2 separate regions of the Homo sapiens genome follow, and region 2 is linked to region 1. Evidence: read pairs that join two places in POLR2A ChIA-PET (ENCODE). Cell type or tissue: MCF 10A. All regions are shown on one strand.

The links. Peaks named below come from ENCODE experiments on the same cell type or tissue, not always from the same donor. Only the 100,000 strongest peaks of a DNase experiment are listed, where the experiment ranks them.
Region 2: POLR2A ChIA-PET joins it to region 1 with 10 read pairs; 2 of 35 experiments call an interaction of 5 or more read pairs at or near these places.

What each region holds. Positions count from the first base shown.
Region 1 is chr17:13,774,900-13,777,399 of GRCh38, forward strand. LOC107985014 (a long non-coding RNA gene) reads right to left here. Exons shown (of 3, transcript XR_007065628.1): 3 at 1,729-2,500. Among named protein-coding and RNA genes, the nearest start is that of HS3ST3A1, 170 kb to the left of the region's middle. In MCF 10A, no CTCF peak of the experiment used is centred here; DNase peaks (open chromatin) are centred at 772 and 1,512.
Region 2 is chr17:13,930,979-13,933,478 of GRCh38, forward strand. No RefSeq gene overlaps it. Among named protein-coding and RNA genes, the nearest start is that of COX10-DT, 140 kb to the right of the region's middle. In MCF 10A, no CTCF peak of the experiment used is centred here; a DNase peak (open chromatin) is centred at 983.

The sequences.
Region 1 (2,500 bases):
TGCTTTCACATATTAATGGTTATGCTTTTACTCCTGCATCAGATTCTCCTGTGTTAAACATGGTGATGTCACCAGAATGGTATCAAATCACCCAAGTCAAAATGTTCTTCTTCGAAGCAGCTGATGCCTTTAGAATAAGGTCCAAAATCCTTAACATGGCTTACACAGCCTTTCACCACAGGCCTCCCTAGCCTCTCCCCAGCGCAGCTCACCCTCCTCTTCCTGGCCCCTGCACCTACTTCAATTGCGGCTCCCTGCACATGTCATGCCCTCTCCCCTGGAGCCCTCCTGCCTGACCTGGTTGCTTCTCACTTAGCTAACTCCTATTTATCCCTCAGTTTCCATGTTCCCTGCTCAAGGAAAGGCTGGCAGTCAGTTTATAAATATTTCTTGGGCCACCTACTAAATGCCAGACCAATGATCACCCTCACTCCGCAACCAAGGCTGAAGAGGTATTAATCCTATGTCTGGCATATCAGCCATCACAACAACTTACAACAGCCTCATGGCTTGATGGTAACAAATTGCTAGGCAGCAAGCATCTTGAGGGTAAGGACCTTGTCTTTTTCACTAGCGTTGCAGCAGCTGACATAGAAATCAAAGTGAATACAGACAAAACGGTAAACCAATGAGAGCCAGGAGGAAAGTATGATACAATTTCATTTCCTGGAAAGTGAATAGGGCAAGAGAAAATATGCCTGTTGTTCAAATACCTGTGCCATGGGTGGCTTTGAAAGAACACTGACTTTGAAGTCAGGAGAACTTGTTTCAACTTGTGGTGGCATCCAGTCCCAACCCTATGACCTTGAATGAGTAAACTTTTTCAGCTCCTGTTTCCTCATCTATTAATCAGCATAACGCCTATGCTATCCAAATCTCAGGGTTATTACATTTCTTGAACTTTATGATGTGCCACACATTGCAATTATTTCATTAATTTTATTACCTTGTTTAATCTTCATGCTGTATGGTGGAGATATTATTATTATCCTCACCCATAAGTTGGAGAGTCTAAGGACACTGGGCCCACATGAGGAAATTAGAGAGGGTTACTTAGTGTAGTAAGAGTACTTAGAGTTTATTTAGTGTCGTCTGAACCTTGGAGGGGTTAAATGAGCTAACCAAGTTCACACAGCTTCAAAATGGTAGAGCTGAGATTCTGACCCAGGACTGCTCGACACCTGAGCAAGAGCACTTAATCACTGCTTAAGGCTCACTCATGTCAGAACAAGAGAGTTTGTAAGTGGACAGGCTTTGCAAACTGTCAAGCACAAGGTAAATGCTGGTGATGAGGAGCAAGTCATTTGTACAACAAGGAAGGCAGCGGTATCATCTGGACGTATGTTTGCCTTCAGGGAGGGATGAATGCCTGGGATTTCAGATCTGATCCAAGTTCAATGTGTCTGGCCCAAGGTTATTTTTGATTCAAGGCCACTGTGTCCTGGTTTCTATCAACACTGAAATAAACACCGCTTTGCAATCTGCGCCTTTTATTAATGATGTGACTCACTTAATGAGGGCTTTGCTGACTCACATCAATCTTCTTTGTAGAAGAGGCCCATCAAGGAATTGTAGACAGCTGCCAGGCTGGATCTACTCTGCGTCAGCGTTTGGCAAGTTCAGCCACCCTGCAAACACCTTTTCTTCAGAAGAGGGGAAAGAGTGAAGCTTCAAGGCTAAAGATCAGCACAACACACACACACACAGACACACACACACACACACACACACATTTAAAAACCTATTTTATTGGGTTTATCTGGACATTGTTGTTGTCGTTGTTTTAAGTTCCAGGCAGCCAAGCAGCCATGGATGGATTACTCTTAAAACCTGATCATAAAATATTGTCCACATGGGCAAAGGCACTAATCAAAACTGTGAAAGGAAAGGTTTGAATTAAGGAAAAAGTTCAATGAGACACAAGGGATTTTTCATTGCAAAGTTTCTCTAATTTTGTATCCCAGGCTGACCCATAAAGGAACAAAATATTCTGCCTTGATGACAACATGTGATTTAGCGTAGTCTGTATTACAGAATGGCCACAGCTTGAAGATGGCAGCATGGTTTCCCCAGAGTCTGGAGCAGAACTTGTAGTTTTGTCTACACACAATGACCCATTGACCATTTTTTCCTGAGGAATTGCTTTTTTTGTTGTTGTTATGTGAAAAAGCTTTGCCCAGTCTGCTAGTTCTTAGGTCTGTTTTTTGTCACTGTCCACATAGAGTTCTTGGAAAACAATACGGGCTAACCCCAAGTTTGGTTGTGAATTTCTTCCATAATAACCCACACGTCTTGTTTTACATGTAAGTTGCTTGCTGTGTCCTTCTCTCCTTGCCCTCCCTATGAGTCACCCACTTAGGTTGGGAGCTTCTAGATAACGACGCCCCTTCCAGGACCAGCATCCGTCCCTTTTCCAACCGCACAGTCCTGCCTGGACTGACGAAGGAAACCTAAAAACAAGGAAAGTTTTCATAAGCATTGCAATAAAAGGAATGGTGCT
Region 2 (2,500 bases), 160 kb after region 1:
CTATGGCTTTTAAATTTTCTAAAACTATCTACTTTTATAACTACCTGGAAAGTGTAGTAGATGCCGTTAGTTGCAATCCAGCACCCATTCTCCACTCTTCCTTCCCAAGAGAATGCCAGTTTCATTTAGGTCTGTATCATGCATATCACAGGACGCAGGAGAATTTGACGCCACTCTGAAATCCAGGGGTAGGCCTGACTGGGCTAAAGCTAAACCACTCCTCCTGGTCAGTGGTTGGTTTGGCCTTGAGCATGTGACCTACTTCTAGACAATGAGACATAATGAGAGGCCTGTCAGAGGCTTTGGAAAACTTCTCTTTATTCTGAAGAAAGCCCCAGGAAGTTACTTTTCCAAGGGTTGTAAGCAAGCAACTTGTAAACTTGATTGCTACCAGCAGCTGTCCTAAAACCACAAGCGGAACCAGTCTTAAAGTGAAGCCAAAACTGTGGCTTGCAGAGCAAAAAAACAGAAGTGAATCACATGGGTCCTTGATGACATCATCAAACAGCACTGAAGGCTACCCTATCCTGGACTTTCTCTTTATGAGCTAGTAAATTCTGTTTATTAGACATAAATCCATTTAATAACTTTCTAAACCAGTTTGAGTTCTCTTTTCTGTTGTTACAGTCCAAAAGACCCTAATTGAATACTGACAATAATACAGCCAATATGGTAGACAATGGTTTAAAAAAAAAAAAAAGGCTAAAATGGAGCACAAAATGAAGTAAATGAAGTGGGAAATCTGCCCATTGGGGGATAAGGAGACCACCAGATGAAGGAGTAAACAAACTCTTTGGGGTAAATAATCATGACTATGTCCTTGGCATCAACTGTCTTCATTAAACAAATCAGTAGTTTTCATCATGTTGCTCTGACACCAGCAGCATCAGCAACACCTTGGAACTTGTTAGAAATGCAAATGCCTGAGCTACGCCCCAGCTCTAGTGAATCAGACAGCCTGGGGTGGGGCCCAGCCATCTGTGTTTTAATAAGCCCTCCAGGGGATTCTTACGCAAGCTCAAGTGTGAGAACCACTTCCTTAAATGTATTGGGAAAAGTGAATTTGCCTGAGTCGTTCTCATTATTAACTATTAGCACTTGACTTGAAGTCAGAGTTTAGAACCTGCTGTCTTTATTCCAAATTTTTAGTGTGGGGGTCTCAGATCCTCATGTGTTTAGAGTCTTGAGTCACTGAGTAGCCGCTTCTGGCAAACTGAATCTTGTGCATGTTGACCTAAAGCCAAATTAGAACTCCCTTTACTGCTGTTAAGAAACCAAACTTTACAAAGCACCAGTCCACCCTGCAGAGTAAATAGAAACAGTTTTATTTGGTACTGGAGGCACATAGAGAAGTGTGGTATTTTCTACCTCTTTAAATTGCCACTTCTGGAACATTTCTAGTGTAGTTTTGGGCTGGCTAAGTATAGATTTTTAAATTAATGTATTTTTTTCTTGCTAAGTAATTTTATGGTTTGAAAAATTTTCTTTAATATGCAATTGGGAGGTTTAATGCTCTAAGCTCCATGAATATTTCTGTAGAGCAACCTGCTCATAGACAATTATTTTAGCAGTATCCTAGGAATGATCAGTATCATTAACACAGTGTAATCATGTTAAAAGGAAAGTGTCTTTCACCCAGGGAATGTAGCATGTGGTTAGTGTCTTGATAATTAACCCATTGCCCTTGAAAAAAACCCATTGAAGGTAATCAGAAGCAAAGACAATTAACTCCTTTCAAACAATTTCCTTTGTATCTTTACTCCCATCTTAGAAAGGAGATTCCAGAAGGACTTGAAGGAAACAAGAAGACAGGGATAGTTAGATCACGTCAGAGGTGCTGATGAGGCCACTGTGCCAATGAACGTTAGGTGTGCTGCCGGATGCGAGGAGGTTCTCTCTCTTTTCGTGATTCTACTCTATTCCTGTGACACCTCAGAAACATCAGGTGCCATGGCTTCCAGACAGGTGCTTTTTATTAGGCCCCAATCCTCAATCACTCCCCATTTCATCACCTGTAAAATGATGATATGCCTCTTTTGGAGGCTGTTATCAGGATTCAATGCAATAACTATATGCAGAAAAGATTTATAAACTTACAGTGTAGACTCATATAACACATTTTTGTTGGCAGTTCCTACTTTGACGGCTTCCTTTCAGAGGTTTCTGTTCCTTCCATCAGAGCACTTCAACATGTATAGTAAGTCACTCTGCACAGGAAAGATAAAGATAATATCTGCTTCTTTTTTTCTTTTTTTGAGATGGAGGTTCAATCTCGTTGCCCAAGCTGGAGTGCAATGGCACAATCTCTGCTCATTGCAACCTCTGCCTCCCAGGTTCAAGTGATTCTCCTGCCTCAGCCTCCCGAGTAGCTGGGATTACAGGCACGTGTCATCACACCCAGCTAATTTTTTTCTATTTTTAGTAGAAACGGGGTTTCACCAGGTTAGCCAGGCTGGTCTCGAACTCCTGACCACAGGTGATCTGCCCACCTCGGCCTCCC